Regions from separate parts of the Homo sapiens genome. Here region 1 is linked to region 2. Evidence: chromatin contacts called from ENCODE Hi-C or POLR2A ChIA-PET data. All regions are on one chromosome and are shown on one strand. Each heading gives the region's core, a stretch centred on a gene start or an enhancer-like site at or near the end of the contact. The rest is flanking DNA. Distances are from core to core; before and after follow the strand shown.

Evidence for each region. Hi-C counts contacts between places; a loop is a spot of excess contacts on that map. ChIA-PET counts read pairs that join two places held with the same protein, here RNA polymerase II (POLR2A). Pooled maps may share reads with other maps.
Region 1: a loop to region 2 is called in a map with no recorded cell type, with 5 times the contacts of the local background. The contact joins two enhancer-like sites. A Hi-C loop is called at or near these places in 1 of 168 maps with a recorded cell type or tissue (breast epithelium), 3 of 37 single-sample maps with no recorded cell type and 3 of 50 pooled maps. POLR2A ChIA-PET finds 5 or more read pairs at or near these places in 2 of 52 experiments (HCT116 and MCF 10A).

The regions. Positions count from the first base shown.
Region 1 is chr15:71,506,558-71,511,985 of GRCh38, reverse strand. All of the region lies in intron 7 of THSD4 (thrombospondin type 1 domain containing 4), which reads right to left. All of the region lies in intron 2 of LOC107984716 (a long non-coding RNA gene), which reads left to right. Among named protein-coding and RNA genes, the nearest start is that of THSD4-AS2, 180 kb to the left of the region's middle. Within about 2 kb of position 3,484, at least 2 of the 41 ENCODE cell types and tissues checked have a DNase peak (open chromatin) inside an H3K27ac peak, as active enhancers do.
Region 2 is chr15:71,468,977-71,474,298 of GRCh38, reverse strand. The region is part of intron 7 of THSD4 (thrombospondin type 1 domain containing 4); the gene reads right to left. Among named protein-coding and RNA genes, the nearest start is that of THSD4-AS2, 220 kb to the left of the region's middle. Within about 2 kb of position 2,823, at least 2 of the 41 ENCODE cell types and tissues checked have a DNase peak (open chromatin) inside an H3K27ac peak, as active enhancers do.

The DNA.
Region 1 (5,428 bases), core at 2,235-4,734, 37 kb before region 2:
ACAGCAGATTGTTCATTGCATATTAAAATATTCATGTATATCACCCTCCCTAGGGTTGCCAATAAAGATCCTTTATAAACACTAACTGAATAAAATTCCCGACACCGTCTCTGTGGGGGATGTGTATTAAATACCAAGCTTTTCTTATCGATGCTAAAGCTAAGCCCTGAGAGGTGAAATAACTTGCTTTAAATCGCAGTGCGCCAGGAGGAGCCCAGGTGCGCTGGCATCTGAACCTGCTTTGTAAAACCTCATTATAATTGTATAAAATATGACAAGAAATACAATCATGATACAAAGAATTTGGGAAGTTAAGTGATTACTTAATCAAAGTCACTTAAATGATTTGTGGTTGGAAGGATCAAAGAATTAATGTTACAAAATTAAGCAAAAGCCAAAACAAAAGCAGTGGGAGGGGGGAAATTTGGTTTTCCCACGTTTTAATTCTTTTGTGAAAATGAACTCAACAGATCCTTAAATATTTGTAGTGAAAGTAAATCTTTTTCCTTTTTCCTGGGAGGAAGGAAAAACAACAACAAAAATCTGTGGTGTTCAATTCAGAGTGAACACCTTGGCCTTTGAAAAGTCTCTGAATCCTCCCACCTTTATTCCCCACTTCAGCTGTAGCAGGGGAGAGAATCTATTATTCCTTCTTCAGGCCCCTAAACCAAATCTGAGAAAGAGAAGCTGGTGGAGACATCCCCAAACTCTGCCTCAGTCCAATACCAAATGTCTGTTAAAACGTCCCTCAAGACCAACTTGGTTACCAGTTCCACACACAGGCCACAAACAGTCCAACTCTCTTCCCCCTTCCTCTTTGTTCTCTCTGTTTCCCATTATTTGGTGCCCTTTCCATTTGATTGGCTCTGCTGAAGACAGAAGCCACATTTTCTTTATCTTGCTCTGTACTCAGACTTCTCCCCTTGACCCTTACAGCAAAACATCTCTTTATCACATCACCAAACATAAGCTCAGCCATCCTCTCATACAAAACATCACTCGACCACACCGCCAAACGTGAGGTCATCCATCCTCTCACACAAAACATCACTCGACCACACCGCCAAACGTGAGCTCACCCATCCTCTTATATAAGAGCCTAGCATATAGCAATACTGTCACATTCAAGCAAAAAGAATGATTCTACTTCTTTGATGGCAATCTGAGGTAAATAATGAGACTTTTAATTATCCTTCACAATGCCAAAGACTCTACCTGCTGTTGTTAAGCATGAGGTTTATCCCCAGACTACAGGTGAGTTAAGGTCTGTAGAGAGACCGTGGTCCGTAACAGAACATGAGGCTGGGCTACGAAGAAAACCTGGTTTGTCTTCAGGTCCATCTCATGCTTTGCCCTAATCCAGGCAGCAGCATTGCCACATCTCCCTGCTGTTTGCTCCCATGCTGTATTCAGGTCACTCTGTAGACGTCCTAACCAAGCAAGGACCTCCCTGATCACAGAATCTAGAAGAGCCCACTCACACCATCTTTCTCTCCAGCCTGTTTCTCCTATTCAACTTTTCTTCAGAGCAGCTATGGTCACTGATATTCTATGTCCGTGCATTTATTATCAATCTCCCCTCTGAAAGATAAGCTCCATGAGGGCAGGCACTTTTGCCTTGTTTGCAGCTGTAGCCTCAGTGCCTAGTATAGATTTGTCCTTTCAGTAGGCACTCAATAAATACAAAATAAGTGAAGGATGAACAAACAGCTGTCATTCACTGGGAAAACATTTACCGAGTACCAAGTCATAATAAAATCTACCAATTACTGAGTGTTTACCAGACACTAGACACTGTGCTGAGCGCTAGTGGCAAGCGCATTGGGTGTTCTATCAATGCAACAACTTTCTACCAATGGGCAAAGTTCTGTTTTTAATAAAATGTATCTTGCCCCAGTAGAGCAGCGACACACAGCTCTAGGGTTATTCATTACCTCCTCTTCGTTCCAGCATGAAAAGCTTCTAACTTCTGCCAATATGGATATTAGAATGATTCCTACTGTATTCATTTCATTTTTAAAAATATCGACAATAGTTATGCACTAGAGCCTGCTGGAGAAAAAAAATTCTTTTTAAAGCCAATGAAACACTACAACAACCAGATTTAAATGTTTTCATCATTCAATCTAAATAAACCAGTTGGGTAGCTTGGTAGAGAAATTCTCCAAATAGGTAACAGATGGCAAACTTTCCTGGGGAAAGTAGCTTCAGACTTAACACCTACCTAGGATCCACCACTTTTTAAAATGAAGAGTCCATTTGAGGTTCTTTATTAATTTCATATCAAATGGTTCCTACTGCCTGCAAGATACAGTATGGTGAAAGCAGCCAATAAAATATGTGGGATTTGGAGTCCAACAGACCCAGGTTTGATTTCTAGCTCTGCCACTAGCTGTGTAAAATTAAGTTAGATGCTTTGCTTCTTGAAGTCGAAATGCCCTTGCTGCTCATCTACCATTGTATAACTAACATGTAATCATTACTTGGCCTGGGGGTTGATTTTACTCCACTTACTTACAAGCTAATGAGTTAATCTATCATGGTTTCATGGATACTAGCAGAGAATCTTGGATAATGAGACAAAGGACTTTATTACTCATGGCACAGCAAGTAGCATGGATATCAGTGTTTGCAGTCGGTTCCCCTTGTCTCCAAGTCCACAGGGGCAATGCAGAGAGGTCCAGACATATTCCACATGCAGTGTGTTTGCAATGCAGTGGATGAATACTGAGCTTGGGAATGCACTGCATTCACAGCAAGCAATAAACAAGCCTGTTCTTCATTCTGGAGGTAGGCCTTCCCTCATTTCTAAATGTTGCTTACTGAAAACACAGTCCTGAAAAATGGGTCAGGTAAAGGGGATCATGTCCTCATATTCTGGTCATACCTAACATGACATGTAGGAGTATGAGTAAACCCATGGAGGACTGCTTCCAATAATAACATGATTAAATTATCCCCCCAGTTCCTACAACTCGGTATCCAAAGATTCCACCTGCCTCCTCCCTCTCTCTCAGAAATGCTTCCTTTTTTGAAAAAAAAAAAAAATCCATCCTTTTATTTTTCTTTTTGCATCACGCTCAAAGAATTCTAAAATGTTTGACCTGGAAGGCATTTTTCAAAGCAAGCAGTTGTAAAATTTTAGGTAGCTATTAAAACTTACACAGAATTTTTGTAATGCATGGAGAAGTGCTTCATATAATGTTAAGAGAAGCAGCAGGATCCAACATATTTATAATACCTAAAAATACACTACATATACATGATAGTTTTCTGTGTTTTACAAATTCTACACTGAAAATGTATCTCACTTCTCTACTCAGAAGAAAACTGAAATGCTTTAGCTCACCCCCTTTACTTTGCAGATGAGGAACTGAGAAGCATACAGGTTCAATGACCTCCCACAACACCCCACCACCCCACCCCCTGCCGCAGGCCCTTTGCAGAGCTGGTAATGAAAGGCACAGCCTCTGATTTTCAGTGCGGTGACTTTGGCCCTTGCCTCTGGGGATTTGGGAGGGACAGCAGGGCAAAACTGGGTAGGGAGGATCTGGCCAAGGTAACCATGACCATCTGAACCTGGGGAAGAAGTCCTCTGCATTTAATGACTGTTGGCAGCTGGACTCAGGTTTCCCTGCCCGTTACTATAACTGGCATGAGGGAGAAGATGAATTCCCTTAGGCCTGGGCTTCTTATGGTAAGCTACTCATTGTTCAAAGTTGGCAGCCAACTGTGATGTGGCTTAACCCAGGGCAAAACAAAGCCCTGAGACTCCAGTAGGTAGAGCTGAGGTTGGGCTCTGGTGCAAACTCCTGAAGGGCTGGCTTCAACATGAGCTATATGAATTACTTGTCTAGACAGTTCCCATTTCACTGAATCATTAAGTGGTCCTCCCGCCCCCTTAGCAATGTTCATAACTCACATAAGCATCTTTCTCAATCACATACTTCTTTTTCCTTCACTATTATTTTCAAATGACATTACTGCATCATTGTACTTTTTATTTTATTTTTTGGTAGTGAAGACTTTGCTATTCCCTAACTGCAGGAGAAAAACCCAACAAAAGTTATTAGAAGATCTAACTGGAGAAGTGGTTAATTTGCTCAGTTGAGTTAGAATGAACCCCTTGGAGCTTCATGGGGTTTGTCTCTAAAGTCCTGCAGTCTAATTCTGGTCCTGCTTCCATGGGGAGGGCATGTGGCTTTCTGATACCTGTCAAAGACAACTCAAAGTAACATTCCAACACCAAGTCCAAGCTTTTCTCCAGGCACAAAGGATATGGAGTCCAAAGATTTGGTCTTTGCCTTCCTGGAGCTTGGGGTGTAGAGGGAGGCAGATGAGGTTCTAGGTGGCAATGTGGGGAGGTAACTGCTAGAAACTGCCTGACTACTCCCCTTCTCTCCTCAGCCCCCACCTTTCAAACTTTGGGACAATGCGGGGAGCAGTGTCTCCAGCTGAGAACATACCAGAAGGGGAAGATCTGAGTGTGGCTGAAAGAAAAACACACAACTAAGTACAGGCCTTTCAGTATACTTCCTGAAAAATCTTGTGTTCTACAAAATAGTGCAGTTTATGAGAGAAATAAGAGCAAACAACTCAAAATCTGTCCAGCTTTTTAACCAGAAGCCAGGAAAACCCAAATTGGTTCCTGGAATATAATTTGACACCCCAAGTAAGAAACTCAGAACTCTGGAGTCTGTCTCAGGGAATATTAAAAACATACAACATCAAAAAAGTGGCACACTGGCTTGCAGGTGCTGGGGCAGGGCGGTGAGGCAGAGCTCTGAGCCAGCGGGGTAGCCATTACAGGTGTACAGGAGGAAGCACAACCAACTGCAGTCCTGGAGCTTCAGCGACCTCCCCTGGGGGCAGCCCGAGGCATGTGCTCATGTCTCATTTTAAATTTGCCTAATACACATCTAAAAAGGCTCCTGCCTATGCAACACCCTACTGAGAGTTTTGGGTTGTGTGTGAGTGTGTGTGTATGTGTTTGTCCTGTTGAAGTTTTCAATTCTGCTCCCACTATTCCACTTCCCCCTGCCTAGGAAAACTTACAGATGAACCAAACTAACTTGCATGGCACACTGATAACATTCTACCTTTTACCAGTTATTTGTGAACTAAGCAACGTTGTAACACAAGTTGTAACAGAACAGGCTGCACCTCACAGGGCAGCTGAGCCTGAAACACAAACCCCATGGAGCTGGCAGAAGGGTCCTGCCATGGCAGTAGCCTTGGGCCAGTTCAGACCAGGAAAGACAACCTGCTCTTCAGGCCGCCGTAAGTGGTGGAAATGGAATTGTGGGATACAATGGGATCATCTGATCCTTTACGCAAGTTGAAAGTTTAACGTGTTGTTTTGTGTGAATTACATGGATTTCTATAACCTTGTGTTGACATTCTTGTATCTGATGGGATGTCAGTGTGG
Region 2 (5,322 bases), core at 1,574-4,073:
GCAGTGAGCCGAGATCACGCCACTGCACTTCAGCCTGGGTGACAGAGTGAGACTCCATCTCAAAAAAAAAAATAAAATAAAATAGCAAGATGCCAAACAATATGTGCTGTAATGTTCCCATTTGTGTGCAAATAATGCAGAATGTCCCTGTAAAGGCACAAGAGGCTATGAACAGTGACTGCCTCTGCCTCTGGGGAGCAGACTAGGACACTGGGATTCCCTGAATGGATAAGGCCTGACCATGGATGAGGTCATAGGGTTCCAGGTATACCTGACCTGCGATCCACATGAGGAGTCAGTATCAAGAGACTGCCCAGCAGTGTCCAGCACAGTGAGATCCCGGGATGCTTTGAAAACCACCATATAGGCCCTGCCCTAAATTCCAATTTAATTGGCCTAAGGTAGGACCTGGGCTGGTAAGTAAGAATGTGCCCAGGTGATACTGACTATGCTGGTCACTTCCACTGGTGAGAACCTTCCACTGATGGTGGCCTGCACATCTGTATGCATCGCACAGCATGCATGGGGACTTTGCTAGCTCCATTCAAACTACTCCAAGCTTCAATGTCCCTTTTTTCAACAGCACCCCAAAACAGGGGTCAGGGTCCTTGATACCCCAGCCCCATCCCATAGGAGCAGTGGCAATGGGAAGGGAATGTTCCCTGACTCTTTTCTCTGTATAGGATTGGGGGCACCAGTGGTAGACTACATTCCTTACAATGATATGAGCATGTTAGGCATTAGTGTTCAGGCTGTTACCATTACTATGGTGAACAGTCATTTACCAATAGGTTGCCTGGTAGATTTGAAGGCTCAGAAACAGCGACAACTCCAAGTAATTCCGTGCTCAGGGTTCCAGCTGGGGTATGGCCTGGAGAAAAGGCTATAGCTTTTAAAATAATATTGAATGACCTAAAAACAGTTTATGATTCTCAAAGCTGGGCCAGGCACGGTGGCTCACACCTGTAATCCCAGCACTTTAGAGGGCTGAGGCGGGTGGATTGTTTGAGCCCAGGAGTTGGAGACCAGGCTGGGCAACATAACAAAACCCTATCTCTACAAAAAATGTAAAAATTAGCCAGGTGTGGTAGTGTGTGCCTGTAGCCCCAGCCACTTGGGAGGCTGAGGCAGGAGGATTTGCTTGCGCCTGCAAGGCAGAGGTTGCGGTGAGCCAGGATCACACCATTGTACTCCAGCCTGGGCCACAGAGTGAGACTTTGTCTCAAAAAAAAAAAAAAAAAAGCCAAATACAGTAATACAGTCAAAAAGACTTGGTAACATTAAGAATTTTTTTTAAAAGCACCTGAAAATGCACTATTCAAAACAGATCTCACCATTAACAGCATCTGCAACAAGTCTGCCTGCACAAATCAGGTATTCTCCGTGCCAGAGTTACATAAAACAACTCACACTGCCTCCTCCAGTGTTTCAAAGGCTACATTTCCTTCCCATGGGAGTTTTTCTAAATTTACAATGCAAAGTTTACCACTCACACAGTTTCAATTAAGATGACATGTGCTTTATGAGAATAACACACAAGTCAGCCTCCTGTGAAATCAACCTCTCTTAAAATCAAGATCCCATTTCCATGCAGGTCAGCGAGCAGGACTTCCAAGACGCATCAGGAGAGGGGATGTTTCTGGAACATTCATCTTGGAATGAAGAAAAATTCCTCAGGAGACTTTTTCTAGTTTGTCTGCTGTGGAACTCTGCCCGTTAGAGAAGCCAAGCCTCTGTTCTCTAAGAAGAGCAAAGAAATCTTCAACTGGGGGGAGTTCTAATGGGCAATATGAGTGAGAGCACAATTAAAGGCTTGCAGGGACAGTCCAAGTCTTGTTGGAAAGGATCCCTGCTCAGATGGGCCTTTCACAGATAGGCAGTAGAGTTACTCTAGAATGAATTAACTGTTGATGATAATAATGATAAACAGTAGTGGTTAATATGTATTGAAGGCCTAATACATACTAGTTAGCATTTAAATATTTGACTCTTAAGTTTATAAGCATGAAATCTTGACAACAACCCCATCATGTAGATACTGTTATTAACTCCATTTTACAGAGGAGGATAAAAAACTTACTAGGCCAGGCGCAGTGGCTCATGCCTGTAATTCCAGCACTTTAGGAGGCTGAGGCAGGAGGGTCACTTGAACCCAGGAGTTTGAGACCAGCCTGGGAAACATAGGGAGGCCCTGTCTCTACAAAAAGCTTTAAAAATTTAGCCAGGCATGGTGGTGCATGCCTGTGGTTCCAGCTACTCGGGAGGCTAAGGTGGAGGGATTGTTTGAGCCCAGGAGGTTGAGGCTGTAGTGAGCCATGATTGTGCCACTGCACTGTAGCCTGGGTGACAGAGCAAGATCCTCTCTCAGAACAAAAACAAAAACACCAATGTACTTAAGCTCACATGGTTGGATGTGGCCAAGTTGGGATTCAAACCCATGGTCTGACTCCAGATCCCACGCTCTGAAACCCCTACACAGCCTGTCTCTCATAGCCAGTGTTGATTGAGCACTATGGATGATCTTACCTGAATCCTCCCGGCCACCCAGTAAGGAAGGTTTTATGACCCCCACTTGATAGATAAGGAAACAGGAATGAAAAGTGTCAGGGACTTGCCTCAGGCTACATATCTAGTATGAGGCTGGGCCAGGAAGTGGAGCCAGGCATGTCTGAGCAGTGCATCCTTGCTCCTGATCACTTGATCATACTTCGCCTTTCACATTGCAAAAGACAAACATCTGACTGAGTGACATAAAGTGGGTGAGGGCAAGGCAAAAGAGGACAGCAGGAAGTGGTGGCTGGAGGGCCTCAGAGGGGCACACTGTATCCTTAAGACCCAGCATGACACCTCAGGGCTGGCCTAGGTGAGTAAGAGGGGTGTGGGAGAGATGAAACAGAAAGTATTAAGCACATTTACCACCCCAGAGAGTCAGGGCCTCCTGTAAAGGCACAGACATTCTGGAAACTCTGTCACCTGTCCCTCCCCTCCATGAGTCTGATTTTTGGACACCTCCACCTGCTTGCCCTAGTGATTAATTCTGAACCTTAGCATGCAGAGGGCCCATGTGCTCACATCCAAGGGAAGCTGGTTGAGTGTCATGAGTGGGGATGGGTCACAGAAGGGGTAGCCTGGGACTGGATGGGAGGAGAGCAGCAAAGTCCTGAGGCCCACAGCACAGGAATGTGCAGGAACCGACAGGCATCAAGGCCAAGGGGTTATCCCAAAACCAGCAAGTTCTTTTTGTTTTTGTCTCTGCTTAGCAGACAAGCTCAAACAAACAAACAACAACAAAAAGAAATAGCCTGATAACTTTAAACATACTGCAAAACTTTCAAACTATATATGAGTTTAAAATCCTCACTCAGGCCGGGCGCGGTGGCTCACGCCTGTAATCCCAGCACTTTGGGAGGCCGAGGCGGGTGGATCATGAGGTCAGGAGATCAAGACCATCCTGGCTAACAAGGTGAAACCCCGTCTCTACTAAAAATACAAAAAATTAGCCGGGCGCGGTGGCGGGCGCCTGTAGTCCCAGCTACTCGGGAGGCTGAGGCAGGAGAATGGCGTGAACCCGGGAAGCGGAGCTTGCAGTGAGCCGAGATTGCGCCACTGCAGTCCGCAGTCTGGCCTGGGCGACAGAGCGAGACTCCGTCTCAAAAAAAAAAAAAATAATAAAATCCTCACTCAGCCATTTATTAGCTTTGTGATCTTGATCAAATCACTACATCTCTGTCAGTTTCCTCACCTATGAAACGGTGATAATACTAGTACCTCCTAATGAGACCATTAGGAAAATTAAATGAATTAATAGACATAAAATGCTTACAACAGTACTCTGCCATAGCAATGCTGGCAATTGCTGTTATTATTTTCTAGCAGTGGTTATCACTTGGGTTTTAAAAGACCTTTATATTGAGACTGTGCAGCATTCACATGGCTCCAAGTAGTCAACCTCTAGGAAAGAAACAAAAATTCTCAATTTTATTGGTTCCCTCAGGTAGGGAATAGGTAGAACTCCAACAAACTATCAGGTTTTTTCCACAACCCTTGAATGCAAATAATTATCCCAAAGCAAAGCTCTGACTCCTTATAAATTAGTAGTAATTATGAATCACTTCTAGAAAAAAAATGAAAAGATTTAAAAAAACAAAAACAAAAAACAAACTACTTTATAAACTACAAAGTTCTTAAGGTAGGGAACCTCTTATACTTATTGCCTGAACATGTGAGATTGTTTCATGCCTTTACACCTTTGCATAAATCGGCTCCTCTGCCTTCATCTCTACCTCCATATGGCTAGTGAACTCCTATTTATATGTTAAAATCCAGCTTGGACATCTCCTCTGTGCTCATTTGACACTGTACATATTTATATTGTATGAATTCCTCTCTATTATAACTGTATGTTGTTCTCCCACTAGATTGGCTCAATGGTCTTTGTATATCATTTAGCACATGTTGTTCATTTTTCTATTCGTTAAACGAATATTGATAGAAGGCCTGCTATATGTCAGGTGCCACAGGAGACACTAAGAAAGGATACAACAGCGAGACCAGCATGGTGGAGATCATGGGGAGGGAGATCACCAGACTGAAATTCCTGCCTTCTTGCCGAAATAGGGCAGTCTTCCAAAGATATATTTGATGCAGATGTGTTGAGCCTAAGTTGAACACATATCCGGCTAAATGTATTCATGTGGGTGCTGCTTAGTAGATAAATACCACCTGTGCCTCACTTCGCCGGAAGGGGGCTCTCAGAAGAAGTTGGTTGGCAGCTTCTCAGCCTTGAAGCCAGCCCCCAGCAAGTGTCCGTGGGACTGTGAGGCAGGGGAGCTAGGCCACGGACATTCTCGCATTGCTGTCTCACTGTTCTCCATGGGTTGCTGACTTGTGAACCTGCAGCTGCATTCTGAGAGCTGGAAAATCTGAAAATGTAATGTTAAGTCAACTACAACTTGGGATGTGTGTGTGGAAACCAGTCCTGTGTGCAATCTGAGGATGCCCACTGAGGACAAAGCCATGACAACCACATAGGGCCTGGGCAGTGCAACACATGAAGTTAGCACGGTTTAGAAGATGGAGAAAAGTTTATCAAGCAGAATTCTCTTTGGAAGTGAGCTGCAGGTGTTTGAGAAGAACACCCAAACAATATCTTAGGTCAAATGTGAGGCCTGGAGGGAGCCTAATCACATGTCAAATTAAGCAAGGCAAGAAAAGGGATGGATGTTTATTGTCACAGGTGTGACAGAGTCTGCTAGTTGTCTTCCAATATTTATTCTCCCTTTCTTCCACAGTAAGAGAACCACCAGGTTTCAGACACGCAAA